2 separate regions of the Homo sapiens genome follow, and region 1 is linked to region 2. The links are chromatin loops, found by intact Hi-C in ENCODE. Cell type or tissue: GM12878. All regions are shown on one strand. Links, peaks and the distances in the headings refer to the core of each region. The heading gives the core; the rest is flanking DNA. Region 1 overlaps GRM3 (glutamate metabotropic receptor 3). Region 2 overlaps GRM3 (glutamate metabotropic receptor 3).

The links. Peaks named below come from ENCODE experiments on the same cell type or tissue, not always from the same donor. Only the 100,000 strongest peaks of a DNase experiment are listed, where the experiment ranks them.
Region 1: it touches region 2 in a loop (4-fold over the local background); 2 of 110 quality-filtered maps call a loop at or near these places.

Annotation. Positions count from the first base shown.
Region 1 is chr7:86,781,681-86,798,430 of GRCh38, reverse strand. It overlaps GRM3 (glutamate metabotropic receptor 3), which reads right to left. Exons shown (of 6, transcript NM_000840.3): 3 at 11,315-12,170. GRM3-AS1 (GRM3 antisense RNA 1) reads left to right here. Exons shown (of 4, transcript XR_007060408.1): 2 at 11,367-12,161; 3 at 13,774-16,750. Among named protein-coding and RNA genes, the nearest start is that of GRM3-AS1, 13 kb to the left of the region's middle. RefSeq lists an enhancer at 12,438-12,497. In GM12878, for the core only: no CTCF peak of the experiment used is centred there; DNase peaks (open chromatin) are centred at 9,297 and 12,590; H3K4me3 peaks cover 293 bases; H3K27ac peaks cover 625 bases.
Region 2 is chr7:86,734,285-86,751,034 of GRCh38, reverse strand. The region is part of intron 1 of GRM3 (glutamate metabotropic receptor 3); the gene reads right to left. Among named protein-coding and RNA genes, the nearest start is that of GRM3-AS1, 61 kb to the left of the region's middle. In GM12878, for the core only: no CTCF peak of the experiment used is centred there; no DNase peak of the experiment used is centred there; H3K27me3 peaks cover 147 bases.

The DNA of each region.
Region 1 (16,750 bases), core at 5,107-13,106, 48 kb before region 2:
TGAAGCTCCAAAATGGTCTCCTTTGACTCCATGTCTCACATCCAGGTCAAGCTCATGCAAGAGGTGGGTTCCCATGGTCTTGGGCAGCTCCACCCCTCTGGCTTTGTAGGGTACAGCTCCCCTCCTGGCTGCTTTCATGGGCTGGGTTGAGTGTCTGCGGCTTTTCCAGGTGCACAGTGCAAGCTGTAGGTAGATCTACCATCCTCAGGTCTGGAGGATGGTGGCCCTCTTCTCACAGCTCCACTATGCAGTCCCCAGATGGGGAATCTGTGTGGGGGCTCATACTCCACTTTTTCCTTCTATACTGCCCTAGCAGAGGTTCTCCATGAAGGCTCCACCCCTGCAGCACACCTCTCCCTGGACACCCAGGTGTTTCCATACATCCTCTGAAATCCAGGCTGAGGTTCCCAAACCTCAATTATTGTCTTCTGTGCACATGCAGGCCCAACATCATGTGTAAGTCACCAAGGCTTGGGGCTTGCACCCTGTGAAGCAATGGCCTGAGCTCTACATTGGCCCCTTTTAGCCACGGCTGGGATGCAGGCACCGAGTCCTGAGACTGCACAAAGCACTGAGGCCCTGGTCCCAGCCCAGGAAATCATTTTTTATCTCCTAGGCCTTCTGAGTTGTGATGGGAGGGGATGTTGGGATGGGAGGGGATTCTGTGAAGGTCTCTGACATGTCCTGGAGATATTTTCCCAATTGTCTTAGCAATTAACATTTGACTCCTCACTCCTTATGCAGATTTATGCAGCCAGCTTGAACTTCTCTTTAGAAAATGGGTTTTTCTTTTTTATTGCATTGTCAGGCTGCAAATTTTCCAAATTTTTATGCTCTCCTCTTTTAAACATAAGTTCCAATTCCAATACATATCTTTGTGAGTACATAAAACTGAATGCCTTTAACAGCACCCAAGTCACATTTTGAACTGCTTAGAAATTTCTTCTGCCAGATACCCTAAATCATCTCTCTCAAGTTCAAAGCTCCACAAATCTCTTGGGCAGGGACAAAATGCTGCCAGTCTCTTTGCTAAAACATAACAAGAGTTGCCTTTGCTCCAGTTCCCAACAAGTTCCTCATCTCCATCTGAGACCAATTCAAGCTGGACTTCATTGTCCATATTACTATCAGCATTTTGGTCAAAACCATTCAACAAGTTTCTAGGAAGTTCCAAACTTTCCCACATTTTCCTGTCTTCTTCTGAGCCCTCCAAACTGTTCCAACCTCTGCCTGTTACCCAGTTCCAAAGTCGCTTCCACATTTTCAGGTATCTTTAGAGCAACACCCCTCTCTACTGGTACCAATTTATTGTATTAATTCATTTTCACTCGGTTAATAAAGACATACCTGAGACTGGGTAATTATAAAGAAAAAGATGTTGAATGGACTCACAATTCCACATGGCTGGGGCAGCCTCACAATCAAGGCAGAAGGCAAAGGAGGAGCAAAGGCATATCTTACATGGCAGCAGGCAAGAGAACATTCACAGGGGATCTGCCCTTTTATAAAACCTTCAGATCTCATGAGACTTATTCCCTATCATGAGAACAGCGTGGAAAAGACCTGCCCCCATGATTCAATTACCACCCATTGAGTCCCTTCCATGACATGTGAGAATTATAGAGCTATAATTTAAGATGAGATTTGGGTGGGGACACAGCCAAACCGTATCAGAGAACTACAAACCACTGCTCAAGGAAATAAGAGAGAACACAAACAAATGAAAAAACATTCCATGCTCATGGATAGGAAGAATCAGTATCGTGAAGATGGCCACACTGCCCAAAGTAATTTATAGATTCAATGCTTTTCCCACTAAATTACCATCGACATTCTTCACAGAATTAGGGAAACTACTTTAAAATTAATATGGAACCAACAGAGCCCATATAGCCAAGAGAGTCCTAAGCAAAAAAAACAAAGGTGGCAGCATGATGCTACCTGACTTCAAACTATACAACAAGGCTACTGTAACCCAAACAGCATAGTACAGGTACAAAAACAGACACATGGACCAATGGAACAGAATAGAGATCTCAGAAATAAGACCACACATCAACAATCATCTGATCTTTAAGAAACCTGACAAAAACATGCAATGGGGAAAGGAGTCCCTATTTAATAAATGGTGCTGGGAAAACTGGCTAGCCATATGCAGAAAATTAAAATAGGATCCCTTCCTTGTACCTTATACAAAAATTAACTCAAGATGGATTAAATACTTTAATGTAAACCCCAAAACTATAAAAACCCTATAAGAAAAACTAGGTAATACAATTCAGGACATAGGCATGAGCAAAGATTGTATGATTAAAACATCAAAAGCAATTGCCACAAAAGCAAAAATTGACAAATGAGATCTAATTAAACTAAAGAGATTCTGCACAGCAAAAGAGACTTCTCAACTGAACAACCAACCTACGGAACGGGAGAAAATTTTTGCAATCTGTTCATCTGACAAAGCCAGAATCTACAAGGAACTTAAACTTATTAATAAACATTATTTAAAAGTCAAGAAACAATAGATGGTGGCAAGGCTTTGGAGAAATAGGAATGCTTTTACACTATTGGTGGGAATGTAAATTAGATCAACCATTGTGGAAGACAGTGTGGCAATTCCTCAAAGACCTTGAACCAGAAATACCATTTGACCCAGCAATCTCATTACTGGGTATATATCCAAAGAAATGTAAATCATTCTGTCCATTGCAACACTATTCACTATAGCAAAGACATGGAACCAACCCAAATGCCCATCAATGACAGACTGGATAAAAATAAATGTGGTACATATACACCATGGAATACTATGCAGCCAAAAAATGGAACGAGATCATGTCCTTTGCATGGACATGAAAGCCATTGTCCTCAGCAAACTAACACAGGAACAGGAAACCAAACACCACATGTTCTCAGTTATAAGTGGAAGCTGAACAATGAGAACACACACTGGGGCCTGTCGGGGTGCAGGGGGAGGGAGAACACCAGGATCAATAGCTAATGTATGTGGGGCTTAATACCTAGATGATGCGTTGATAGGTGCAGCAAACCACCATGGCACATGTTTACCTGTGCAAGAAACCTGTATGTTCTGCACTTGTATCCTGGAACATAAAATAAAATAAAATAAAATAAAATAAAATAAAATAAAATAAAATAAAATAAAATAAAATAAAAACTAACCTAGACCAATGGCTCTTAACTTATCCTCCTATACTTCGGTTCTGTATGTGTTAACCCCACTCTAAAAGTAAAAGAGAAATAATCATCTTTTCCAAAGTGGCTGGTTAAAGTAATACATTAAACTGCCTTAATTTAAAAAAAAAACATACATTTGAGAAACTTTCGTTACTTTACTTCTTGTGTGCTAGGGAGAATGAATGGACAAGTAGTAGGTTAATATTAATGGCAATCTTAGACTATCTAATCATACTTGGTCCAGCAGCTTTGTGTGTATGAATATGATTTTGTAGTTGGTGGTTGAGATGTTATTTTGTAAATTTAAGTTATGGTCAACTCTGTGCTAGTAAAATTGTTTTTTTTTTTTTTAAAGACAAAAGAGAATGAAATCTTTGAATATTCTGGAATGTTATTACTATGACTTCAGAGGACTCTGCCACGTTAACAAATTCTAATATACTTTAGACAGTGGAATGAATCCTTTGATTATCATAGTTTGGAGTGTAGGTACAGTAGCCCCAGGAACCATGCTAGGGGTTCAGGGAAGAAACATAGACTGACTAGCTAACCTTGCCTGCTGATGTCACATAAAGTGATAAGAAGTATTGTGGACCCCTGCTAAGTGCTTTTGGTAAGAGGCAGGTGAAAATGGTGACTAGTTTTCAAGTTCTTTAGCCATCCTTCTCAATGCCTGATCCTCAGAGTATAACATCAGCATCCTTAATCTTTAGGATGTATGCTCATTGCTCAGGCATTATGAAAATTTTGCTATGTTTCTGTGAAGGCTTACTAAACTCAACTTTAGGATAGCTTCCCATACACTCATGGTCCATTGGATAACAGTATAATTGTTTGAAGTTCTTTAGAGAACATTCCTCTATTTCAGTATGTGATTGCTATCCTGGTGAGTACAGCAATCTGATAGCTTTTCTGAACCTACTGAAAATAGTTCCTTTATGTATGTTGGCTTCTCAGTGTCCTGCTCAGGATAAGTAATAGCATAAAGGTATACAGAAGTGGAAAAAACTATGTTTTTAACTCTACTATGACAAAGTTTCCAGAGATTAGAAACCTTTAGAAGACTATGTTCTTGTTGGGATAATACAAGCTATCTTGAAAGGGACATAGATAAGGTAAACTGATTTTTAAACAGGATTTTAGTTACATTTAAAAAAAAATACTTAGAATATTTTTTTCCAATCTCCAGATACCTTTGCAAGTGATATTCCTGTAAACATACCACAGTATCCAAAAAAGTCTGGAAACATCAAGGAAATAGTATTTTTACTGTAATTTTTTCTGACTAGCAAGGTGGTATGATCCATTTCTTTCATACTTCATTGGGGATCATTACTTTTTTCTGCCTCACAGGATGTATAAATGACTCATAATAAATTAAGGATTATTAAATAATAATGACAATAATAATAACAACTATAATGATAATAGTAAAAATAACAAGCAGCAGCAGCAGCAGCAGAAAGCACAAGCCTAAGTGGAAAATTAGGTTTCCTAGAGGCTCCTGTTCTCCACAGCATGACCTTAAAATGGGAATCATTTCTCAAGCCTCTAAGACACCAAAGCACAGATGCACGGTGCATAAACAAATAAGTGACCACATTAGTGGTGCCCTTTGGGGGTTTAAAATCTTATTCTTATGACCCCAGGAAGCTGACCAGAGAGAAGGGGGAAGAAAGAAGTACAGGATATTTATCTTTACATTTTGGAAATGCTTTTGATCAGCAGAGCTGGAACAAGTTTCTGTGCTTTTGTGGGAACTACAAATGTTCCAGGGGAGGAAGCAAGATCAAGAGCAGTTTGCTCTTTCAGGGACTTCAAAGCCCATTCATCTAAAGATGTGGCCATTACCATTTTGGCTTCCTCACTGTGCCTTGGATGGCCCTGTACTTTTCAAGAGGAGAGCCTTGCTGGGTTGGGGCCAGCTAAAACGTTATTCCTTGGAGTGCAGTGTCCCAGAAAATCTGCCCTTCCTGGCCTGTGCTCTGTGATTATAGTCCCAACCAGGAGTGAACCTTGTTCCTATTGGATGAATCAGACACAGAGGTGAGTAGGGTGGCAAGGCTGGACTACCCATTTTCTGCCTCTTCTCCTCTTCCAGGTGTAGAGAATTGTAAACATAAGAAGAAGGCTGGACTGTCTCCACCAGGCTCTAGGTCTCTGATCCCAGTAGTCTGTCTCTTCACTGGTAGCAAAAAAAAAAAAAAAAAAAAAAAGGCAACCAACCAATGAACTAAGCCAACCAAGCAAACAAATAAAAAAGAAAACTGTCTTAGCTTAGCTGTACATACTATTCAGTCCTGTTATGATGAGTCCATCAGTAACAGGGAATTGTCCTCTTCACATATAAGTGAAGCCCTGGGAGTAAGATTTCTTCAGGGATCCTAGATCTTTTCTGGGTGTAAGATACATAGTAATTTCCCAATCCAAACCAAAGCAGAACAAAAATCCTAGGGCAACACCCTAACATTGTAAGCCATAATAATCATGCTTTTATACTTTAGAATTGTTTTTGGTGGTTAAATGTCTGTGTAAGCTCTATGAAGCAGGGACTGCATCTGCCTTGTTTACTGTTGGGTCCTCAGGTCCCAGCATGACATCTAAACGTATCTGTGGAATGAATGACTAAATCAGGACCTTGGCATTTACTCTGTCACCTATTCATTATGTGAACTTGGATGAATTTTCTTTTGTGTCAAGTTCTCAATTTCTCCATTCTCAAACAGTTTAGCCTAACCCTAAGAATTGCAGAGAGGAATGGCATAAATGTTATTCCTGAGATAATGCCTACGTGACATTGGATGTGTCTTGGGGCACTTCTGGCAGTTATGCTTAGCAAATGGAAGCTCTTTCTTTTTTCCTTCAAATTGGGTATACTCCAGTTACCACATCACTCTGACAGTTGAGTTCATTTTTATGTGCTTCAGTAAGTGAAGATAATAATGCTGACATCCTGAATTTTCACCTCTGTCAAGTGAGAAGTAGGGGCAAGCTCATCTTTGAGGAAGGCCTTTTGTAACTCTATGATTTTATTCTATTCGACTTTCTGGAACTGGTCTCAGGATAAAAAGTGAGAAAGAATGTACTGTACTGTGAACACAATCACAGTGATATTCCATTTCTTTAGATGTTTCATAGACCTCTCGACTTCCTTTTTCTTAACTGTATTGCATAGTTTAAGCTTTCTTTTACATCATAAATTCTGAAATTTTACTCAAAGTAAGTTTGAAAATTCACATGACACCAAACATAATTCTCATTTAAATATTTACTTTAGGATTCTGGATGACATAACTCTTGCACATGGAAATAATTTTACTGAACAATTAAAAAATGATTTGAAACTTTATTTATTTTTAAATATACTAAGGTTTGGAATCCAAGGCTCAGCGTTCAAAGTTTGGGTGTTTGATGAACCACCTTTGTGTCAACTGAAAAAGTAGACCAGGAGCATTAAAGGTATCTTAAAAAGAAATAAAAAAAGGAAACATACTATAAACCTATTGATCATCTTTCATTCCTTCAATAGCATTTCATTAATATTTAGAATGGATCAGAAACTGTGGTAGATGTTTGGGATCAAATACATCAATTTCCCAGAGTCCTCGTGCACATGCAAAAGCAGCACTGGGTCAGGTGACATGAATTTCACCTCACCCCTGTTACTAACGAGCTAACAGTCCTGGCCCCTGTTACTAACCAGCTGACTGATCTTGGGCGAATCACTTTCAATTCTTGGGATTCATCTATAAAACAGTGATGGGTCTCTTCCAGCTTTAATGATATTTGGTTACATTTATCTCAAATGAAATGATAGAATATAACTAAAAGAGAGTACTTAGGTAAAAAAGCAAGCCACTCTAGAAGTCATACACTTTCCTTTCTTGACATTCATTTGTTAATGAACAAAATTTATATATTAAAATTTTTTCAAAGCAATCATATTATAAATTGATTGCTTGCTTTTATAATTTCTCATTCCTTTGGTAAACATTTACATAATGTCTGCTCTATGCCAGAAACCATGCTGAGTATTTGAGATCAGAGATGAAATATATGTACCATGCCTTGAAAGAGCCCACAAGCTAGTAATAAAGGTAGAGAAGAAAACGTAAGTTTGGGTTAACTGCTATTCAAAATCAACACTTACTGAACACCTTTTATGCTTGGGATGCATTTGTGAACAAAATTGATAATGATTTCTGTTTTTTGTGGAGCTTATATTCTAGTGTGAGGATCAAACAATAAAGACTAAATATGAAAGTAATAGATGATGTAGTATGACAGAAGGGGAAAATGTCATGGGGTGAAAAAACAAAAGGTAGAGCAGGGTACAAGGGAAATAGGGGCATCTGTAGTGGGGGTTGGGGGTAATGCATTACACTGTTAAGAATGGCCAGAGTAGGTCTCATTGAGAAGATAACATTTACATGAATATTTGAAAGAAGTAGGGAATGGATTAACCACAGAAATATCTGGGTTAGGGGCAATATAGGCAGAGAGAACTGGCAGTGGAAAAGCCCTAATGTTGGAAACAAGGGTGGCTGGAGTGAAGTGAGAAAGAAGGAGAGTAAAAGGTGAGGACAGGAGAGCAGTCAGGATAGGTAGGGGCAGAGCAGGGAGGGTGGTGTGCAGGACATTGTAAGGCTGTTGACTTTCACTATGAGTGAAACAAGGGAACTCAAGTGGTTCTGAGTAGAGGAAGGACTTTGACTTAGATTTTAAAAGGGCATCCTGGCTATCATGTAGAGAATAGATTGTGGAGGCTAGGTTGAAGTAGGTAAGAATAAATCAACTAGGAGGCTATCACAGAAATGTAGGCTAGAGATGGTGGTATGGACCAGGGTGGTAGCAGTTGAGAAGATGATAAGTCATCAGATTCTGGATCTATTTTGAAGGTAGAGCCAACAAGAGATTTTGGTGTATTGGATATAAAGTATGAAGGAAGGCAAAATCCCAGATGGATATGGGCATAAGAAGGGGCATTTATCTTAGTTTGGGAAGTATAGGAATGATTCCTAAAGGAACTATCAATTAAATTGGATCTCAAAGAGACACAGGAATCACTGAAGATGCCAGATAAGGCAGGTGGGGGTGGGGAGAGAATCTTCTAGATAAAGAAATAGCATTCACAGGAAGTATGCAGGCAAAAATAGAGGCATGCCATGTTTGGGGAACTGCAAGTAGTGCTAATGGAAGGAAGAGTGAATGTGGAGTGTACAGCAGGAGATGAGCCTAGAGACCTGGGCAGTGGTTAGCTCCTGTGCCAGGAGAGATTACTATTTGGAAGAATCTTTAGCAAGGCATAGCTCTAAAAATCTGTTTTGCAAAAGGAATATTTAAACTGGGTTAGCTTCAAACAAGATCCATGTTGACCAATGCTGGAATTAGCTAGTGGGAACACATCTGAGTACCAGGGAGTATTTTAATCTATTTTTAAATTCACAGGAGGCCTAGTTTTTTAATCCTATAATGATGAGAGCTATTGGGGAATTGGCTAAAAGTGTCCCTTGTCAGAAGAATCTTGGAGTAAATGTATTGAGTACATGCAAATAGCCAGAAGAAGACTTTTTTCAGCCTAATTGAACAGACTGTTTAGTGTCTGCTAAGTGTGTACTATTGTGCCTAGTTTATTGCCACAATATTCAAGTTAGAAAAAACAAAGATACTGTTTCAGAAAAAAAGTAAAACAAATCTGCTTTTCAATAGCTAGGAAAAAATATTCCATAGTGCATCTCAAGCTTAAAGCAGTAATAATGCATACATACTTATAATCTTTTACCTAGCTCTAAGTTAAAAATATACATATATTTAGTCATATACAGGTTACTGTAAGCTAAAATCTGCATTCTATTACTATAGTTAGTTCTTTGACTTATTTTTTAAATGTACTAGTTAGCTAACTTAGCATTTTGGTATCCTCCCTTAGTAATGTATTTTCTTGTCCAATTCTCACTGCTGAGAATATTTACCTTGTGGCTGGTCTAAATTCCCTCTCTTTTATGTAGTTTAAATCTGTTTTTCACCCTCCTACTCTCTTCAGAGATGGAGAATGACTGGTAATGTCTGTCAAATTGAGAAGGCTAAAATAGCACTTTGTGGTCAGGTTTGCACAGCCAAACTGAACGGTAGACTTGAAAAGAGTAATTGAACAAGACAGACAAAAAGAGGATACTTTTGTTTTGTTTATCCAAATAATGGGCTTGTTTCTTTACTTTTCTTTGCCTTTTAAGACCCAAGAAGTCACTGGAATGAAGGAACATGTTTTGGTTCCATAAAACACCTTGCAAAGGCTCTCTGAATTCTAAGCGTTCATTTTATTTTAGCTGTTGATGAGTGAATATATTTGTATATTTGCATACTAAAAAGTAAGAAAGGAACTAGAATAACAAAGTTAATTAATATATGTGGTGAGTAAAGATAAATAATACCCTGAAGGGTAGTCTGATGGGGAGTATGTGCTGAATTCTTATTCATCTTTAAGAATTAAGTGCATTGCAGATACCTTTTACGAATACCTGAGAGTTAATTTATTTTTAGAGTAAAGATATTCTTTTTTTACTGACTCCAAGGTCCATTCTCAATTTTTAGAGATGTCAACAGGAACTAACCTGGGATTTGAAGATGAATGCTCATTTATTACTCTTTTTATTTATTTATTTTTGTTATTGCTATATGAAATACACTCATGGGAATACAGGGCACAGAAAAAGTTTAATCTTTACCAGTTTTAGTAGTCATTCTAATGATAAGAAGTGGTATCCATCAGATTAATTGGAGGAATTACTGACATAATTGATTTTGACTACTTTCGGCCCTCTCTGGGGAAAGTAAAGAAGTTATGCAACATGCAGTGTGGTGATTTTTGTGCTTATTTTCAAGGCTGCCTTGCAGGTAAGAATTATGGAATAGAAGCCAATGGTCATGAGGCATTTTTTTCATTATTACCTGTGATTTCATAGACCACTTGACTTCTGAGTGACCACTTATAAGGGAGATGTGAGAACTGCCATTTGCGCCAATGGTAGTATGATCTGAGCATATAAACTTTCAGGTCTTGGATGATACTTCTGTGGAAGCAGACTAGACATTGTGCAGATTGGAACGATGCCTGAGTGGCATGAGAGGTATTAGTAATTCAGGTTGATGAAAGCATTTTATCACTGTAATGTTTTTGGCATCAAAATCTTTGTGCCCCAAATATTACTTAATATTTTATGATTTGGGATTAAGCTATACTACCCAGAACAAGTGCCTTAATAAGCAGATATCCCATGTACCTAAGTAGAGAATGTAGACCTAAAGATTTTGTGCTTTTTACGTAGTAATGCATTCAATGCAATACTATAGTTAGAGAAATATTTAGACTGTATTTAGAAATAAAGAGGCAGCAAAAATCACTTTTCACTTTGAATACACCTTTGTATGATGTTCACTACTGTATCAGAATGAATTCCATTAGTCTTCAACCTGCTTATAGTCAAGCTCCCAGAAAAAGAGTTTCATTTCATAACATATTTTGAGAAAATCCCCAACTATTAATAATATATAAATGTTTTGGTATAGCAGAAAAATAAACGGAATGCCTAGAAATCACTAGGGTCTGGGTATCTTTTCTGTTTTGCCCCTAATTATGCTCTGGGAGAACAGTGACTTCTCTCTCTCTCTCTCTCTCTGTCACCCACTGTGAAAGTTATGAGATTCTTTTGCTCAAGTCACCCACAAAGAAGGCTTGGAAGTTCATGTTCCCTAGAGAGGTGCCAATTCTGCTAAAGAAGATTAAGTGCCCATATCACACATGCCATAATCCTGCAGCCAACATCAACAAAGAGCTCAAATCTAGCCTGGCCCTAATCTAGGGAGCTACCACAGTGGGCTGTCAGCCCTGCCTGGGGCCCCTTTCATTGCCATGTCGTGTACCAGCCGAGATGTTCATTCAGAAATGAGTAAGAATGTTAGAGAACCATCCTATTGCATCCTGGAATATTTGGTTAACAGTTTGAACCCTTTTTATGGCTTTGAAATAATTATTTCTGAATTGGGCACAGAGGCATTTGATTCCTATTTTATTTCACTTGTTTGCATCTGAGAAGATGTTTAAAGGCTCTTGGCTTACCCGTGAAGTTGATTTTCAGCAAGTAATCCTTGTACAACTTCTTCCCATCCAGGATCTTCATAGCATCACAAAGCTTGGTAGTGTTGGGACAGAGGGTGCGCTGCATTTTGTGCAAAGCGTGGGCCATGGCATACACCGCGTTCACCACAAACATGATCTTGGACTCTTGCTCGTAGTTGCTGCTGTCGATGGCCAGGTGCTTGTCGCAGACGCGCCTGTGGTTGCGTTTGTTCTGGAGGCTGCACTGAAACTTTTGCTCCCAGAAGTCCCGGAACCAGGGGTTGCGGTGGTTGTTGTAGGGGTTGAGGCTCTGGAAGTAGCGGTCGAACTGGCGGACAGGCTGGGAGGCCAGCTCCAGGGTGATGGCGCCGTAGGCCACATGCTCGCTGCCCTTGATGATGCTCTCCTGCGCGCCCCAGCCGTCGCTGGCCACCCAGGTGAAGGAGGCATTGGCGCGGCTGGCGGCTGCAATGAGCTCCCGCGAGTCGTCGCTGCGCATGAAGAGGACCACGACGCGCGCGTTGGGCTTCTGCAACAGTTCTCGGATCACGCTGTCGTAGGACTTGCGGATGTTGGAGCGGCCCACCTTCTCCGCCGTAGCGATGCAGATGTTGCGCAGGCGGGCTTCCTGCTCGAAGGCCTCGATCCCTGTCTCCCCGTAATCACCCTCGGAGGCTACTGTGGACACGTAGGTCCAGTTGAAGAAGCGCAAGATCTCAGCCATGGCTTTGGCCTGGTAGAAGTCGGGGGGCACGGTCCTGGCAAAGTAATCATAGCGCGACTTATCACTGAGTTTGGCGCTGGTGGATGCGTAGCTGATCTGAGGGATCTGGAAGAGCCGCAGCAGGTTTGCCACCTAGGGGAGGGAGAAGAAGGACCTTTGTTAGAAACCCCGAGGTAGATGACTGGACATGAAAATGAATAATAGCATCCACACCTTTTACTGACTCCCTTTTCCCTCTACTCTAGATGGCTACATTTTTCTGTTAGTTCTTGAGATGAATACCAGATGCTTCCTTGGATACTGTATTTTGGACACTAGGAAGCAGGTCTCACACAGGTAGTGTGTGCTTCAGGAAAGGGCAGAGTAGAGAAATGAGAAGGGCACCACACTCTCTTCTATACTCTGTGCTAGACTCTAGACTAGGATAAAACCTGTCCATGGGCTCTCAGGTTTCTTTAAGTTTCTGGGGTCCTGCTATATATAGCTCAAGCAATGAACTACAGTGAATTGGCCAAACTCGGTTTTTGACTGCACTTGTATAGAAAGAGCAAGGGTGTTGTCTAATTCTCACTTCCCCCTCTTTTGCTAAAAACGGCAGTCTCTGAAAGAGTTTAATTTGGGAACTGCATGCCACATGGGCAGTCCAGATTAGACATTTATCATCTAGGTTAAGCAAAAAAAAAAAAAAAAAAAAAAAAAAAAAAAAATCAATTCTATTTAGTCCACCACCCAACATTTTAGGCATACGCTTTTCTAAACTCCTGAAAATCTTGACCAATATTTTCTTTACTTTCTTTTTCTTTTTAAAATATTTTTCTGCTTGGACTATGTGAAAAGAAATAATATAGAATTCTATTCTTACATCATTTTTGATTAAAAAAAATTAAAAGGTATTGAGGACCTTGTCAAGAACAGACCACTTACTTCCAAGTATTTAAACCTAAATCTGAATCAAATATTTAAATTTTTTATAATTGACTATCAACAATATTTATCATTTTTATTTATTGTAGAATAAAAAGGAAAGTGACACTTGTTTATTGAGGAGCATTTTATGCATACAGTATTTGAAGAGATATATATTTACAAATATCTAAACAGATTATATGCATACTGAATAATTAGCTTTTAAAAATAATTTCTCCTGTCTACCTCACGTAGGAGAGTTCTTTCTCTATACTGACTTAAGTTAAATTATGTAACATACTAAGTGGATTTTAATCAGAAATGACATTGACTATTACAGTATGCTCTGTCTACATTGGCATGAATATTAGTACTTTGAAATTTTTCCTTTTGGAAATTGTGGTTTCACGTTTATATTTGACATGTAGCAAGCACAGCTTGAAATAGGCAGCTGTTAGCAAAGAGCACAAGCAACATAAAACAACTGACATCTGAGCCCCGATTAATCATAATTTCATCTGGCAAGAGAAACCAACAGCCAAGTTCATACACAGCTACACAGCATGTTCTTGGATATCTGGCCTGCTATTAAAATCAACACTAGATATAGTCCAGAGCTATCAAAAATATCTTCTATATCTTTTCCAATCCTGCTACCTCTCAACCACAAATAAAACAGCTAGAAATCTGGGGCTTAACACACAATATAATGCAAAATTAAAACCCCAAATCTTTCTTGCATTTAGTATTCTTTAATCCAGGGGAATGGAGGTGAATGGGTGGATGAAGGGGTAAAGGCTAATATATTATTTATTTCTTCTCTTCTCAGGACTAGGAGACTCTGGACAAAATGGCCTATACTGACTTATTTAGGCATAGGAATATTGCTTCACTCAGCCTGACTGAAATGGCAGGTGTCACCAAACAGGTACTGTCATTACTTCTAGAATGAGTGCCTGGCTTCCACTGGATTTATGTACCACTATGGAAGGCTTGGTGATAGGAGCCCTGTCTATGCATAGCTTGACTTTGTTAAGAGGTTTCTGGCTAGCACTGGAGAGGCCATCTCTTCTTGATACAATGATTTTCTCATCTTCAAGTTATATTAATCAGGACCTGAACCCCTCAGGGAGACAGAGAATGAAAGGACCTAAAAAATATCTGGACATTATTTTCTGGCAGCGAAGAATCACAGTGAAACAATCCTAAACTGCTGAAATTTCCTCTCCCATAGGGGTAGGAGTAATGAGAAACTGCTCAAAAAAAAAACAAAAAAGTTCTTGTTTTTCAATGATAGGCTTCATGTCTAACTCTCCAGGATGTACGAGAATAATTTACAATGAAGGCAGGCTTTGCAAGAGAACGAACTAGCCATAGAATAACAGCAATGTGGGAAAGATTCTCTGCATTGGAAAGGGGCACAATGAGCTGTAACTTTGGGGAAGGCTGTGGGCTAGAATAAAACAGCAACTATTGCCAACATTTTAAGAATAATTTTATGTTCCTCTGTGTGTGTGTGTTTAATGAGGAGACCACAACTGACTCTAGAAAAAGGAGGCACATTTGGTGAGTTGAAACGTGAAATTGGAACATAGTAAGTATTATCTCAATTGTATCACCTATATTGAATAGCATGGGGTGATAATATAGTCAAACTTACGATATTCAGAGTTACATTAGAAACACATGTAATACAAATGAATCATGGAGTGAAGTATTGAAGTAATTTTATCACAGTGAGCTGCTCCTTTTAAAATTAGTTTCTTTAGATTAAAAGGGTTAAAATGCTTAAAAGTAAACACCATGGGAGGCAATAGATTATAAGTCTCTCTCCTTTCTCTTTCTCATCCACCTCAGCCTTATTTGTAAAGAAGAATGTTAGTTTGGTTTATTCATTTAAAAAATGTGTTTATTCTGTTGTAAAACCAAGTACCAATGTACTGGGTATGTACATACACACACACACACACACAAACATATTTTGCTCTTTTGATAGTCACAATAACTTTTTATGGTGGATATTATTATCTCTATTTTAGATATGCAAAAACAGTTCTGCTAGGTGAAGAAACTTGTTCATAGCCATATGGTTAGAATGTGTGGGTGAAATCAAGGTGTAAAACCAGGTGTTTTGACTTCAAGGACTATGGCTATCCCCTCACAGCTTCCTCTCTACCTTCTACTGTGTGACTATAAACCTGAGGCTTCAAACACAGAAAGGCATCCAGGTAGAAAGAACAAGAGGAACAGAAGCAATATTATGGTATACACCATAGACTGCCTAGTTGCTGTTAGCAGGAACTTTCCTTTTAACATAAATTTAAAACTAGGGTTGGGGAATATCCAGGTAGTTGTTAACTGGGTTCCTGTCTCATTTGTCTAAAAGCTTGGTTCTGGAATATTCTTGACTTACTTTACTGGCCATATGGTTTCTCTGAGAAAGCATAAAGAAATAAAGGAACTCCTACACTGGACATCATTTTGAATGATAAAAGAAAAATTGTTTTAGAATGGAGAAGTAATGTAAAATTTTGGAAGAAAGTTACCCAATTATGTTATTATTAGATAGAGTGGAGGAAGGAAAAACAGGATGTAGTTATATATGCTTTGGAAAAAAATACTTTAAAAGAGATATGCTTCACATAAATTAAGACTCTAAAATGGAATACAGGAGGACTATAAAAATAATTCATACAATACAGAATAGTCTCAACAAGAAAGAGAAGATGAAAACTCTAAAGAATCCACTGGGTGCTAGGCTGCATTTGGGGGATTTTGGTGTTAGAAGAACCAGCAACACAGAATGGGTGCTGTCTGTATGTATGTTGGGGGCGTCCCCATATACAACATAGAAGATTGACATAAGCCTGTAAAAATAAGGGACGCTAAAGCGCAGAATGTGAAAATGCATCAAAGTGATTTTTGTCATTGCTATTGTTTTGATTTGAAATTATGTTTCAGGAGAAGATGTGGCAGGAAGATACAGAATCATCAAATGGGAAAGTTGGTTCTATATGAATAAAAGAAAGATGCTGCTCCATCCCTCTTACTTTCTCATTCTCTCCATTGAGAATGGTTTCTAACATGGAAATGGCAGTACAAATAATATAAAAAGGTTATCACACTCAAAAGTAGGAGAGAATACAAAAAAAAAAAACCACCCCATAATCAGATGAATGGAGTTTGTCCCCAGTAATGAATTCTGGAAGAAATTGCAGATTACATTATGAAATCACTATCAATAATTCTTGAAAAACACACAATGGAGGACTCCCACAGGGTGAAAGGGACAGGGTGAAAGGGAAGGAGGAAGGACAAATTCTGGATATATAAATCAAGAAGAAATATAAATGAATAAGCATGATGTGCTTTGGTAATCTTCTAGAACAAAGTTTGCTAACAGAGAGCATGGAAACACTTAGAACTGAACGAGGAAAGTACTAGGAATCAGCATGGGTTTAATAAGAGTGAATTTTACCAGGGGGCCATCTTTTCAACATTATATAAGGAAGAGTTGCAGCCTGGAGGACCATGACTTTAATAAGTTATTGGTGACATTGCTTGGACTCTTGAGGAAAAGAGAAAGTGATAGGAGTTGGATAATACAGTTAAACGTACTCAAAGACAGCAGCTTGGAAGAAAGTCTTATATTTATTCCAAGTCTTTATATAAGTCTTATATAAAGTCTTATATTTCTATATTTATAGTGGCCAAATAAAATTACATTTGTATTAATGCCATTGAAAAAAGCATAAATAAGCAATAAGATCTTTACATTGTAGAGATAGAAGAAACTGTGAAGATGA
Region 2 (16,750 bases), core at 5,366-13,365:
ATAGGTGGCAGTCATAAGAATATATTTCATATATCCACTTCTATTATTTTCCTTATGCCCTATATTTCTAGTTACAGTGGACTCTCATATTTAAAATGTTCACACAAATTGTATTGAAAGTTGGTTTAAATTATCCTCCCTATCCTGACCTTTTAGGTATACATTCTTTTCTCTGTACTCAAGCTTTCGCCAAGTCCTAGTTGCTGTTTTGCTCACAGTAGCTCCAAGTTTGGCTTTCTTTTCTCTGTTGCTATTTTTAGATAACATCAATCTTTTATTGATCTTTGTTTCTGATTGTTGCAACCTTCTTCCATTCAGATTTCACACACTTTTTTTTTTTAATCTACTTTAGTCTATTTAAGATATTGCTCTAAACTTGTATTCTTCACCTGTGGTCACTTGAACGATGCAAATATCTCTTGTCACTCTAAATTTCATCTTAGCAGCACCAGTTTCAATGATTTTATCCATTCACTTCTTTTCTCTTTTACGGCCCAATTTCTTTAGTGGCTAGGAAACACTAAGATAACTCCTCATGCTTTTTCTTTTCATTCCTAACACAGCATATGTTTCCAAGTCTGGGCAAGCTAATTCAGTTACTTAGCCCATAGAACTAGTAAAGCCTACATCATTTGATTTGTCCAAGTTGCATTATTCTAGACAAAACTGGTGTTACATATTTGGTCATAGTCTGTATTACACAAGCATGCTATTGGTCACAAAGTAAACTGTAGTGCAAGATACTTGGAAAGCTTTGTGTAAATTAGTTAGCGTAGCTAAACTTGTGAGCTGCAGCAATTCTGTGTAGATTAGCATAATCTTTCTTTTTGATATATAATGCATTGCCAGGCATATATTAGGTGTGCAATAAATATTTGTTGACTAAATTAATGAATATATATTTTCTCCTTTTATCACTTTACGACAAACCTCAGCTTTCTTTTTCACTAGTTTCTTCATTCTTGAATGGGAAAAGTAACCAATTTTTTTTGAACTTGTATGCAAGTTGCTTTACATATGCTCATTTACTCTTTCCAAGATTTCTGCTATAAATAGATGAGTAAAACTAGCTTAGGGGCAAACTTAAGTGCTACTTGCTCAGGACTCCTCAGTCACTGAGTAGTGGAATAGAATTATCTGATTCCCAGTTTTTGACTGGGGATAACTCCTTTTATAACTCCCATCTGTTGAGAATTGTGTCCTAATGTCTCAGAGGACTCTGAAAAGCAGTAAGGAAGATGTGACAATCTAGGCACCTCCAGCAGCTTGTTTGTCTATCTGGTGCTTCTCTTTCCTAGAACATATTTGTGTTGGCTTAACTTAAATTCCTACATTATTATTGCCTCAAAAATACTTTTTTCTGAAGTCTATACATGCTTCATTTCAGTTTCAGGAGAACTTTTCTTCTAGGTCACGACACTTAGAAATGATCCTGCCTAGAGAGGGGACCTTTGTACATGAATTTGTTTCCACATCTGGCATCCATTAGCCTTCTCATCAAGGCCGTGTTTGGTGCTGATTCTATCCACTGTCCAGATGTTTCTTTTACTTGTGGCTTAGCACAGGACATTTACACTTTGCCGTTTAGCATACATATGGGGTAATAACCTTGGGGAATTTCAAAAGCCCTGAACTGCAATTCCTGCGAAATGTAGCCAAAATTATCTCAGTAGTGTAGATGCTGAACTACCCAAGCATCCTTCTCACAGCCTACAAGTAACCCATTTCACCACGGGAGGGCTGCCACTTTATAGGACCTGTGGTGGGGCACACAAGATGTCACCCAAAGGATGGTGTTTCACATGACACCCAGAGGAAAGCTGAAGATCAGGGGAAAAGCAGATTTTGTTTAAAAGCTATTTTTATTAGCTAGAAAAACTATGCCAGTAGTAAGAATTAGAAAATAAGCCCTGATTTTTTACATGTGAAATATCACCTTATATGTTATTTTAAGCTGTACAAAGAATGAGCACAAAAGTTTCTTTCAATATTACTAATGTTGCCTCAACTTTGCATAAAATATCTAACTAAGGTGTTAGCATCTGGGTGTGTTTTGAATGATCTTTGGGTATTGATTTAAACAAATTCTTCTTCAGCACTTACTCTGGACCTCTGTCTTGGAATTCACTATTATTAACTGCGGAGGATTAACATATGGAATGTCAAGAACAATGACACTATCTTCGACATGGGTAAGCCAAAAGGAGAAGATAAGTATTCTTTTGAGGACTTTGAGTTAATTTCATGACCATCAGTGAACAACAGGACAGTAGCCCTATTCTATGAAAAATTTCACAGTATACCTTTTAATGTAATAGTCCCACTGCTCCATTCTCTAAATAGCCACTCTCCCCTGCACTGTAACTAAATTTTTGTTTTTAAAATATGAGTATTTATAGATTATAAAATGTTTTAGTAAGAAAGCCTCCGGTATCATCCAGGCTGACCCTTGATCTTCTTAATTTTCTTACGAAATATCGGAGTCCCTGGGGAAGGGGATTATTCAGGTATTTCTATTTTAGGGTCTTGCCTAAAATGTATTTAAAAGCTCTTCCCCTGAATGAAATCTAGTCTGCATGTGGTGCCTCTTTGGGAACATCTGTGGATGTAACATATTGTGCTTGGTTCTTCCAATATATATTTTTCTTCTAGTCAGAGACTTGTTACTTGCCTCCAAATGACTTCGAATTCCTGCAGCCGTTTTCCTTTCATTAGACAATATTCTTACTTCCTGAGGGGGATGGTTAGTTAAATAAAGAGTCAAGGGTACTAGTGTGGATGAGCCAAAACAAAAAATATATATATTCCATTGTTTAATAACAGGGATTGATGGTCAGCTGTAGGAAACATAAAGTGTATGCTCTGAGAACAATGGTGAAAAGGTGAAAGATTAAAACAAAAGCAAAAAGCGAAATAATAGGTATATCCACAGGCTGTCTCCTGCCAGGTGAAGGGAAAAAAAGAATGTTTCCTTGTGAAAGGGAACAACTTCAGTCTACTAAGCTTTTAAAAAAAGAAGAAGTTAACCACAGGGAGACAGGAGGAACAACAGTGGAGAGAACTGAACTACAGAATACTAACTGTTCCCTGCGCAAACGTTAGCTCCAGGCTGTGCTGTTTAGTGGGGTGTGAAATCACAATTAACAGAGCAAGGGTTCTGTAAGTGAGCCGAAGCTGCTTCAAATTACATCCTGCTATTAGCTGCTTTTAGAACAACCACATTGAACAACTCCATGTTTATTGGACTGTGTTATGTTCTTGAAGAAATCATTAATAAAAACAGCTGATTATAGTTACATTTACTCTGTTGGTATTTTAGATCTTAACCATTTTGGATGTTTACCAGTGTAAGGATGCAGAAGCAGGAAATGGATTCAGTCAAATAGGCAACCAGAACTGATGGTGCCAAGGTATCCCAATTGAGTCTTCCCAAGGTCTTTATTGATCTGTTTGTGTACTTCTGGTGAAGATTATAACTGGACCCTGTTGAATGTATTTTAGGCAGAAGCTTAGAGACAATATAAAACCTATAAAGAGAACAAAGGCTTTGATTTATGTATAAGATTAAAGATATTAAATATCACCATTGCCCATGTAACAACCTTTTTATAAAATAAAATGAGCTTATAGAAAATATGGCTTAAAATGTAAAGTATAAATCTCATCAATTTTCTCTGAAAATAATGGCTTTGAAATCCCTTTTACCCTGAAGGTATTAGAAAGTCTATTATCATTTCTGTTTTGATACATGTTAGTGAGGGTTTAGAAACTGTAATGAAGAGAAAATTTTACAGATAAAACATGCTTTGTTGAGTATACTGAAACATAGTAAAGCTGATGTGTCAGCTAACTTCGCTGCATGGCTCAAGGCTTCTCTGCTTAAATTTTTCTCAGGCTAATTAAATGTATAATGGGATCATGGACACTTACATATGGAAGGGAACTTATAAAATGTCTCTTCCAACTCCTATGAGTGCTTAGAGCAGTGAATAGCCTTGTCTACATCTTTAAGTGACTTGATTACCAGGACCAGAGCCAGGACTAGAGCTAAGTTTATGATTCCCAAATCCTCTTTGAACATGTTGTCCATACTGAAAGGTGTCAATCATCTTTGCTACACATGATCTGCAAAATCAGAGTTGACTTTCAAATCTGAAGCCAGTATGAGGCCCTTGGCTTCTTCTACTTTTTATCAGGCCATAGTGGCATTTGCCAACCCTATTATTCAAAAAAGCTGATTCCAAATGGGCTGCTGTACCCAAGAATCACTAAAAATACCACTGCATCTCTGTCCAATATTTCTTTTGAGTGAAGTGATATATAAGCCCCGTGAAATCAGCTTTCTTGAATTTTGGCATTAGCAATGCATCGGGCTAGGAATTTATGCAATTTTAAAAGGTGAGACAGAGGTGATGAAGCCCATGGCTGGATTCTGCTGAGCTATGTGGACTTTGAATGTCCCTGAGCTTTAGTTTTTTGATTTGTAGAATAAAGGTGTTGAGCTGAATGATCCCTAAGGCATCCTCTAACTTGCACATTTTTTTTTTCATTCTAAGTTCAGTATTGACAAATATTTCTGGAATTCTAGCAGTCTATCCACTTAAGTTCAAAACACTCCTGTCTCCTCTTAAATGCAGCACAGAATTCTATTGAAGTGATTATATATATATATATATATATATATATATATATAATACATGACTGACCCTCTATTAGTCATATATTGAGTTTTGTTTCTCAGTGGTATGGATATATTTGACCTATCCTGCCATTCTTTCTGACTTTTCCATTACCCATCCTCCCTGCCTCCACTTAAGAACAGAACATCAACAAAGTACTCACAAAATAAAGATTATAGAGCCAGATGAGGAAAACATTAGAAAAATCTACTTAGGAAGTTAATACTATTGAAAGATATTTAATGCTTGATGCCTACCTGAAAGAAGCTTTGTATCTTTGACAAAGTTGGATAAAAAGGAAGGGAGGAGAAAAGGGGAAACAAAATACTTATCAAGAACCTATTTTTTTCCTAGGCATGGGATTAGACACATCTGTTTAGTTTTAATTCTTTTCTCTCCATCATTAACTCATTAAAACAAATATTAATCTGTACACTTACATGCCAGACACTCAAGATACAGAGGTGAATGAGACTACATCTGTCTTTGTCCTCAGTGAGCTCGTTTAATCAGGTAGATACTTTATCTTCAACTTTAGACAAAAGAAATTCCCATGGTTTTGTAAATCTTTAGATTTCTTTTAGAAACTCTGGAGATGTGGCCCTTCTTTTAAAAATTTCTCCTAGCCATGAATGACAGAAAAATTAGGCATGTATACATTTTACTATAATGATAATATAGCATAATCCACCTAAAATTTTTCCACTCCAAAAGCCCAAAGCCCAATTTCCTATTCTCCTAAGCTCTTCATGAGAAGCTCTGCAGGAAGTCATTCACATTATGTTGTAATTGGAGGCTTAGTGAGACTATGTGGCTTCTCCAAGGTCAGAGAGTGAGGTGGCCTTGAGCCCTGAATCCAAGCTGTCTGAAGGTGACCGGGGAAGATTTCTACTTATATTGTTTTCATCTTCCCAGATGTTTAAGTAAGATTTTTTGGTGACCATGTTTCTAGATTTGGAGGGTGGTATTCTAAATCTGAGCCTTCCTTTTCCAAGGTGGGCTATGCTAAGATGATAGAGGCTGCTATCTTTATCCTTTGGCCAATGTCACATTCCACTCAGCAGCATGGCCATGAATAATTAGATAAAGCATACCTCCCACTGCCCTCAGGGGTTTCTGGCACATGTGCCAAGTCAAACAGGCTTTATCTCAGTCAAGCATTGCCTGCCCCTCTGCTGTGGCCAAACGCCCAGACATTTTGCTGCTGTTTAACAAAGCCAACTGGAAAAGAAAATGACCCACATGCCAGCTCTGGAGTTATGAGATGGAAGGGAAATTTCCGTAAGGTAACATATGTAAATGTGAAAGCCCAACTTTGTTCCACATCATAAATCAGCCATTTATCACACTAGATCATGAAATGCCAAGACAACTAAGGTACCTAGATTTGACTACAGCAAGGGGGACCAGCATGGGTTGTTGGCTAGGAGTCGAAGAGCCTGGGTGTGAGGAACAAAGGAAAGCCCATGTCTGCTTCTGATGGTGCCTTTCTACATATTTCCAGGAGTGCTTTTCATGTATCTTTTGTAAGGCAGGCATATCATATTCCATGCGGTAGAGAATCTATCTCAGCACTGGTTTTAGCCACCATGCTGGACTTCCTGTAAGTTTCTTAACACTATTTTTGTATATTCAGCTCCTTATTCACCTGTTCATGCATCAGAATGCTGACAGACTGCCCGGCATATATAGTAGGAGTTTATTCTTACCTGAGATGGTGGTGCTCACCCACACTAACCTCACATTGTAGATATGGCAGCAAAAGGTTTTAAGCGTCCCTGACACCCTAGGGGCGACCCATGACATGTGGCCTGTTGGGGAATCTTTGCTACTCCTGCCTTGGAACCTCATGCTCCTGTGGATAGTATTTCCTCTTGGTGGGGCCTAGTCTTGGAAAGTTCTTCATGCTCTCCACTATAGAGTAGAATCTGTAAGATAGCCCTCTGCAATTATTTTAAGGGGCCCAGAATATTTGGGAAAGATAGTAATATGACATCTTTCCCAAATATTCTGGACCCCTTAAGATAATTGCGGAGGGCTGTATCCCAAAAACTTATGAGGGCAAGTGTTTCTAGCACTGCCTGTCTGCTGCACACTCTTTCATGTAAAGCTTCCACATTCTCTAATAGTCTTACTTATACTTATACTCTGTCATAAGTATCCTCCCAGAGGGGAGTGTGAGTTATGCTGATGGTCAGGCACAAGAGAGCAATGCCCAGACCTGGGTGTGGGATGCTTCGTATAGTGGATTCATAAGGAGAGGAGCTAGATTAGAGAGGTAACATTGCCCATTTGCTTTAGGGTCTTGAACAGCTCTTGGCATCTCTGTTTTCTTATCTGTAAGATGATGCTAATAATACCTACCCCAGAATGTCATTTGTGAACCTAGTTGAGATAATGCTTGTGAATGTGCTTTGTAAAGGATATAAAACCTTTCAGTGTAGTATCTTATTATCATAGTCTCACACAGCTCTCTTCTTGAGGAATTACATATGGAAGTGGTTTGAGTCAGACTTGAAGTTAATGCATTAGTGTATACATGATAGATTTGGAGGAGGGGCTGAACACTCTTTTCTAGCCCACAGAGATCTTGCTCTCCAGCCATTCACTAGGTTTGCAATCCTACTCTTCTTTATACCAACAGGCCCTTGTTGTAATGTAAATTCCTCTGACAAGTATAATATCAGAAACTTTTTTATTTCAATCAATACAGGACACTCTAGAATCTAAGAGGTATGAAAACCTATATTGTCAATCTCACAATTTTCCCCTGGTCACAGGGATGGCTTTGGGTTAGGGTTTCAGATTAAATCTCAGAATAAGGACAATATATGCAGCTGCAAGGGAGAAGAAATATAAACCTTGGACCCTTATAGATAAATGTTTTAAAATAGAAAGGGAAGAAGGAAGGGCCATAAAATCTCCATAAATTTTTCCCACTTTATTGAGGTTTTCTTTCAGTTCTTCAGAGACTATGTTTATTGTGCTGTTTAGGTATGTTTCTGTGTGTGGCTGGGGGAGGATATTTTGTGATATCATGGGATATAGCTACCAACATTCCAATTTCTCCCAAAAAGTCCTTATTGCAAGTTTAAATCAGAGAGTATTATCTGAATCTTAACTGTTGCTTCCATTCTCCATACCTGATATTGAAACCTATATATTGAGAGATTACTATATTATTTGTATTTTCACATAAAACATGCTATATAGTTTTCATCTTCAAAGAGATACGATCATGTAATATAACATAGTGAGAAGAGTGCTTGCTTTGTAATCAGATAGACTTGGGTTTTAATAATAGCTTTATGAATCAGATGATATTTGACTTTGAGGAAGTTATTTAATACTTATGAGCTTCGGTCTCCACATCTGTAAAGTGAGAATAATAATATGAATCTCCTATTGCTCTTGTGATGCTTAAATAAAATAATGAACTAAAAACCCAAGTCACATATAGTAAATACCTCGAAGCGCTTTCATTATCCTCGTTCTAAAATTTATAACTATAGAAAATGTGAAAATGTCACAGAGGAGAATTAGAGCTCAGTGCTGTAGGCCTGTGAAGTACTTTCCCTAAAGTGCTTTGCAAAGGTCACCTTTAATCACAATATACTTCTTATTGGGATATGATTCAATAAGAATTTTTGCTAAGAAAAATCTTTACTTGAAACCATTCAATGGCTCAATTTCCTACCTAAATATATCTAAACTCTTCCACCCGACTTTCAGGTTCCTTTATAATCTTGTAAACTGTACCAATCCAGCCCAATTTCTTACTGTCTCCTTTATCCTTCCTCTTACATCTTCTATTTTATTCCTTGGTATGGCAGATTGTATTTTCCAGAAATATTTCTCATTCCACATGCTCTTTCAGGACCTTTTCACTCTGTCTTCAAGAGAAGTGGTTGTACATCTTAAATATATGTAATTTTAAATTGTCAACTATACCTCAATAAAGCAGTTAAAAAAGAGATAGAGTATATTTTCCTACCCCTTGAACTTGGACAGGACTTTTGATTTCCTCATGAATAGAAGGAAGTAGAAGTGCCAGCTGAATGTGAACTAGTGACCCCAGGTTGTCAAAAGCAGCGAGGCTTCCTGATCCTGCTGCTTCTTTCTAAAGATGTTCACCTTTGGAACCAAAATGCCTTGAAGAAACTAAGCAACCATATAGAGAGGCACATGCACTAGCCAGCAGCACTAGCTGAGGTTCCATCAGACATCCAGCATCAATCACTAAACATGCTAGTGAACAAGCCTTTAGATGATTCCAGCCACCAGTCTTGAGCTGCCCCAGATGATGATGAGTGGGCTAGAGATGAGTTGTCTCCACCAAGCCCTGCCTGAATAGCAGCTTCATGAGAAAATTAATGTATCATTTTAAGCCATTAAATTTTGGTGTGGTATGTTACTAAGCAATAAATAACTGGAACAACTGAGAAGTACTACTTTCCATTTATATTTAAAGTTTTTTAAGGCTAAAAACCATATATTCTCTGCTCTTTATGTAAATAAAATATCAATGCTAGGTACAAAACATATGCAACAAAAATGGTCCTTAGCAATCATCTAATCCAGCAATTTGCAAACTATTCCAGAGCTGGATATTTTGAAAATAGATATGTTGGGCCCTATTTCTTGAGATTCTTATTAAAAGTTCTGGGGTGGTGTCCAAGAATTTTGGAAACATCTGATAAGTTTAATCTTTCAAACTTAAAGATGCAGAGATAGGCACAGAGGCAGGAATTAACTTGTTTTGGGTAGCAAATTAGTGAGCTGAAACTGGCACTCAGCTCTTCAGTAGCTCACACCAGTTCATCATCTAAAACACCTGTCTTTAGATAACCCAATATAGTTGACTATAAATATTAACTTCTTATACCACCTGTTCTTCAAGCTAACTCTATAGCCCATTTATCTCTGCCCCATGTGTGGAAGATCCACCTGAGAGCAATAACTTAAGAAATTAAAGTTGCCATGTGGAGGTTGCTGGGGGAGATTGCTAAGTGAAAGTGCTATATAAACTGAATGTTTTTTAGAAGCAGTTGTGGTTTTCCTGTCCGGCCCACCGCCACTGGAATACCGTGTATGTAAGTTCCCCTCTATAAACCCTATGTTTCATTCACTGGCTCCAGGTCTCTTCTTCAGCCTCTTGAACCTAGTACCATCCATATTAGAGTTAGTAGAGGTCAAACACAACATCCCAAAACGGGGACTCTATTTTTTAAAGTTAATAAAATGTCTCCATGCTTTCATAAGGTCTGGGTGGAGATGGTCCAGGAAAACATTTTAGATGGGAAAACGTGGTGGGAGAGAGATGATGGTTTTCTCTTTGCCTGACTGCCAAGGTCTATGTACACATATATATGGTTCTTCCTTCATCTGCCTGCAAAGGTTGAATTTGACATGATGCATACAGGTTGATCTGTACATCTTCAGCGGACGTGCTCCACAATGTGCTAAGTAATAGACTACCACAGGAAAAAAATGGATATGGTGAAAATTATTTCCATTACTCTGGTAGGAAGATGACAGACCAACCAACGCAGGTTTTGTATGAAATGAAGTGAGTTGGAAGTCCTTGCCAAGGGCCTCTTTCTGCTTTAGTCTTCAAGTTATCAGCTTAATTTTTGAAATGACTCGAGAATTTTTAAGAGGGTCTTGATTCACAGAAATTTTCTTTCAGCCTGTCTCTACCATAATTAGACTTTTAAATCTTTAATATTTTCTTGAGAATTTCTTATGGATTTTTAAAAATTTAGTTGGTTTTGGGTTTACATTATCCTGAAATTAGGTTTTGAATTGGCAAATAAGTTAATCTTTTTATTCTGGTTAGGCTTATTTTACATTTTCTTACTGGTAGCCAGACTTGCTCTTTGAAATGTTTCTTTTGTCAAACAGTTGTTTTTTAAATTGACTTGGTTGCCTTTTTTTTGAATCAAGGGAGTATTGCTTTGGGCTTCTTGTTATCTCATTGTTTTCTCCCCAGCCTTGACTTTTCCAGATTTTCCGGATTAAGAGAACACATATTATCCCCAGAATGCCTTACTCTAAGGACTAGATACACTTACTTCTTCCTCCTCAAAATGGAAGTTGGGCCTATGGAATAGTAATCCAATTTCATTAACTACCTCTCTTGTTAATTACTTCACAAATGGAACTTTTTTTTTCCATTTAGTAAATGTTCTCATTTACATTTGGTTTGCTGTTCTTCCTAGTTTATATTTGGTTGGTTTTTCTTCTGATTTGTAAGTTTTCTTAAGTTCAATTATTGCTTTGGGCATTTTGTTGAGCTTTGCCTTTGGTGTTAACTTAAATATATAATAGCTAATGTTTTTGAATGCTCACAATTTTAGCACGCACATCTTATTAACACAAGCACTGTTTTCTTTAATCCTTGCAATATCCCAGTGAGCTAGAGGAAATTTACATTTTAGAGATGAGGAAACTGAAGGAAAAAATGAGGATCAGTAAGTTGCTGAAGATCACAAAACTGGTAGAAAGGGCTTAATTATTTTACTCTTGAGCCTTAGATAATCTTTCTTTCCTGTCTTCTAAATGGACATTTTGCTCTGATTTTACTTCTTTTAAGTTTCCAAAAGGTGCATTCAGTTTGGCTTGTTACAATAGTTCTCAAATTTAAGCATGATTAGAATCACCTGGAAGGCTTGTTAAACTACGAATTGGTGGGCTCCACCCAGAGAGTTTCTAATTAAGGAGATTGGGGCAGTCTTTATAAATTTGCCTTTCCAGAAAGTTCCCAGCTGATGTGGATGCTGCTGGTCTGGAACAATTCTGAGAACCACTGATTTAGTTCATTCCCTTCAGGTAGAGGTAAGGCCGTTCTACGTAGGTAATTCCATCCAAAAGTAACAAGTTTTTATATATCAATCAGGCACAGAAAGACAAATGATCTTACCCATATGTGGAATCTAAAAAAGTTGAATTCACAGAAGCGAGAGTAGAAGGTTACTGGAAGGTTACTGGAAGGAGGGGGATGAAGGTTGGGAAGATGTTGGTCAAGTGCTACAAAATTTCAGTTAGGTAGAAGGAATAATTTCCAGAGGCCTGTTGTAGGCTGGGAGCGGTGGCTCATGCCTGTAGTCCCAGCACTTCAGGAGACCAAGGTGTGCAGATCACCTGAGGTCAGGAGTTTGAGACCAGCCTGACCAACATGGTGAAACCCCATCTCTACTAAAAATAGAAAACTTAGCCAGGCATAATGGCGGTGCCTGTAGTCCCAGCTACTTGGGAGACTGAGGCAGGAGAATTGCTTGAACCCAGGAGGCAGAGGTTGCAGGGAGCCAAGATGGCACCACTGCACTCCAGCCTGGGTGACAGAGTGAGTGAGATTGTCTGAAAACAAACAAAAAGAGACCTGGTGTACAACATAGTGATGATAGTTAATAACAATGTATTGTATTCTTGAATTGCGAACAAAGTAGACTTTAAGTGTTCTCACCACAAAAAACCAGGTATATAAGGTAATGGATATGTTAATTAGCTCTATCTGGTCATTTCACAATGTATATTTCAAAACTATATGTTGTGCATGATATCATTTTTTATCTATCAATTAAAAATAATTACTTGGGTTTAAACTTCAATTTCATTTTTATTATACAAGTATCTCTTTTCATCAAGTCAGTAGCAGTTAAAAACCCTTCCATTGCATCCCAGTATCTACTGTATCAGGAGAATTGATTCAGGGTAAAAATGATTTGAGCTTTGATATTCATAAAGTGTGTGATCTTTGGCATGTCATTTAACTTGCCTAAGTGTCAGTTTCCTCATTTGTAACATGAGGAAATGGCATCTGCTTCACAGGAAACTTATGAAGATTAAATAAGTTGAGTGAGATAATGTAAGAGTAGAATATGGCTTTATATTTGACTTCCAAGTGCTGTCAATATCTGGCCCTCACAATTAATTCAGCTTTGTATCTCACATCCTCCAAAGGGACTTCTGTCTCTGTCAGACTTTCTTCCTCACAATCCTGTGAATATGCCATTCTGTTCTCCTTGACTTTGTTCAAAAGCATCCATACTTTTTACTTGCTGAGCCATGTGTGAATTTGACATCTTCCAGTCTAGCTCCATTTTCTGTTCTTTCTGGGAGCAGAGGAGTTAGTCGAAGAGGGGAAATGACTGTGGATACACGGCCTATATTAAATCACTAGTTCCTGAATCACTGTTTGCTGTCCATCCCTATGGTGGCATGGAGCATCCCAAGGAAATAAATACACAGCCCCTTCCTGCCTGTCTCTCCTTGTCATTCAACCAGGGCCAGTAACTGTGCGTCCACACTGCTGCCTACAAAATGTCCCCAACAGAGTGAAACCTCTAAATCTGGGAAATGCTTTCATGTCAAATCTGGCAAAGGAACATCTAAATGGTGAGGGGAATGTGCACAATAGATTTCATATAGATCTAAGTGGGGCATGCTAAAATCATAATGAGAGTATTTATCCTTCTTGTCTGCCAGCTTATAGATTGATAGCTGGGATGTTTCATTATGAATTTGCCATTATATTTCATTCCTTTTTTTTTGCTGCTTTACAGATCATATTTATTTTGTATTATATTCTGCCCCTGCAGAGGCTATATAAATCCTTATTAATCACTAGCAAAGCTGCCCCTTGATAAATTTCCAGAGATATGTGTCCAAAATGGATGTGTGGCAAACAATAATTTTTTTCAGATGTATTTTTTGGAGGTAAACTATGGTAGACTAAAGCACGTATTGAGAAAATAGGTATTTAATGTGTTTAATAATAACCGTAACAAATTGAGTACTTCATTATGTGCCTGGTACTGTGTTACGTTTCATTCCTGCTGTCATTTACTGCTTGCAACAAATCTGAAAGGTATAATTATTCATGTTTTACAAATGCAGTAGCCAGTGTTCAGAGAGATTCAGTCAGTTCCAGAAACAGCATAGCATCGGAATATTAGACCTAGGTCAGAGCCTACTTCTGTAACCTCTTGTGTTCTTGGAAGTGAAACAAATATTAAGCCTATTTCCTCACTCATAAAATTCACTCTCAAAGTGAATTTGTGAAGGTTAACTGTGATAGTGCATGTGAAGTGCAAGCACTGGGTTTTGGCCCTTAGAAAGCACTTATTAAACATTAGCTATCACTAACAAAAGACATAGTGAGGATTCAGACCTAGGTCTTTATCTCCTATGTCCATCCCCTCAAGCTCAAGGTTTTGCTTATTTCTGTTTTCATGCTGAATTAAAATCTTACCTAGCAGCTGAGTTTGGCCATTTATAAAGCGATCATACCAATGATCATTTTTGAAGTGGAGTTGGATGTTTTTTTTTTCTTTATGGCCCCTAGGACTGGTGATGTAGGACTTCTGACACAATGGTAAAAATAAATGTATTTGTTTTTTTTGATGAGCCTGTCTGGAGAATCTCATTAGATATGGGTTAAATTTTAAGGAAACACACATCTGCAAATTTTAGTTTATGAAAGAGAGCACTATGAGCAGAGCTGTGGGAGAATGTTAGATCTTCATTAAATCTGGTTTCTCCTCTTCTTGAGTGCATGCAGTAAGATCATAGTTCCTAGCCTTCTTTACAAAGAGATGTGGCCATGTGACTGATTCTACCAGTGGGATATGAGCGGAATATGTCTCATGTAAACCTTCCCCTGGAAGGTTTCTTTGCTCTTTTTCTTTCCTGGCTGAACTGCTGACAAGCATAAGGCCTTGGAAACCACATGTGGAAGATGGCAGAGCCATAGATGGAAAGCACCTGGTCTCTTTGGATTATGCCTGAAGAATTGCTACGTTTCCCTTAAAAATACACAAGTGGCACTCCAGCCTGGGCAACAGAGCACGACTCTGTCTCAAAACCCCAAGTGGAATCTGCTTGAGCAAAACGTAACTTTCTTTTGTGTTGAGACATTATTTATTTTGGGATTTGTTTGTTACAAACCAATAGAGAAATGTTTCATGAACTTTGGCAGCTACATTAATCACATTGGCATTTAACTGAACAAGTAATTCTTGCCTTTTTCACCCACTTTGAGTTAAGGCACACCACCTGCAGGAAGAATGAACTAGCATCTGGCCCCTGAAGATCACTTTGGATCTTTTCCTCGTTTGCCTACCTGCCTTCCCATGAGGATCTTGACAACACCTTCCCCAACAATCACCATGTATCCGTTAGCTTTTCTCCCCTACACCAGCTCTCTCTGGTACCATATGAATATTTTTCTGTATATATTAGTACATTTCAGACAGAATTTGAAGCACAATTCAGCTCAGCACTTCAAAGTTGACTTCTTCAAACACAGTGGAAAAAGTCAGCTAGGAAGACCATGGGTTAGTTCTGGTCTCATTGCTTAATGACCATACAGCCTTGGGCAAGTCTATATTTCACTTGAACTCAGTTTTCTCATCTGCAAAATGTGATTAATTCCTGTGCTGCTTCTCTCTAATGCTTTGAGGATAGACATACAATTTGAGTGTTTTCAAAGAATTAGAAAGTGCTCTGCAGGGTTTTTAAACTTTATTTATATAAAGTAATAATGCGAATATTGAAGTCTTTATGGTAAAATGGTACTTAGTCCCATTATGAAAGACTTCTTTTTGTTTGTGAAAGGCAGTGTTGTGTATTAAAACAAACCTGTAGACAGCTTTATTTGATCCTTCATCCACTCGTAGTTGTATGAACTAGTAGCTCCTTGACATGGTTTTATTATTTATAAGTTTAGGACAATAATACCCACTTTACAGAGTTGTTATGAAAACCAAATGAGTGCTTATAAATGGAGCACTGAAAAATATAATTAATATATTTTAAAAACCTGCTGGTCAGATCATTCCAGTAGTTGTAACTGTTTGCATGCATATTAGCAAATATTTAACAATGGAGATAAGAGAGTAGACAAACTTAATAATGAAGAATTAGAAGTCACAGTCAATTGGTGGTTAGATAAAGCTTCTTAGAAAGTATAATGCCAACAAGTGGGATTTTTTTTTGTCTGACTTCAAAAATTTCTACTTGATTTTACAAATTCTATGTGAGGTCTAGAACAAATGTTTTGCATAGAGCATTTATTTGTACTGAGGAGTGTGGAGATCTACAGCAGGTATATCTGCTGTTAATAAGTTAGGACTGAAGGCTGAAGAAGCAGAATAACAGCAAAGAAGATCCTGTCATCATTAACCACATCTAGTCGCTCTTTCCCATTCCAGCTATTTTAAGACAATCTCTTCAAAGGCATGGTCTCTTGTGGATTAAGCTTAACTATCACATTTAAACTTTTATCCAGCTTCATATGCAAATAAAGACTATTCTCCTTGCTCCATTTATTGCCTTCCTTCCAACCATTTTAACAAAATGTGTGAGACCATTACTAATAGTAATAATAAGCCTTCACACATTTTAAATTTGAGAAAAGAGCTTTTACAATATTTACATATTTTCTATCAAGTGTAGTAGAAAAAAATTGGGGTGCGTGTATAAAAGAAAAAATTGTGACTTCATTTGACTAAGCTGGTGTATGTGATGAAGGGGGAATATAGAGGAGGATGAGGAGGGGACTATGGAAGTGGAAATGAAAATAAAAATGATAGGCCAGAGAAAGATACAGGAAAATAGGACAAGTGTAATAAGGGTTTCATCAGGTTTCTAAAATTAGCAGGGGATAGAAGTACATCTGTCTGTGTGTATGTTTGTCTGTGAAGGACATTTATATTGTCAGAGGCCTTTGCTTGGTTTGAGGCTGCATGCTGAGAGACTTCCTGTGTGACATTTATGGGAATATGAGGATATTATTCTTTACAAATAAATATTTGAATTATGTAACCCTAACATGTCTGAATAGATTAATGGCTTATGACTAATTCTATGTTATTGAAGTGCAGAAATAGGGAAGAGATATGGGATCCAGAAATAATCTCCAAATTTCATTTTAACCTATAGTTTCAAATGGCAGAATTGCTAATAAGTAGCAGGACTGATAGACTGAGTGTTGCCTAATACTTCTCCCAGAAAAGGAACTAATTCAACAATGAATGGCCAAAACCAGTGAGCAGTGGGGATGATGGAGG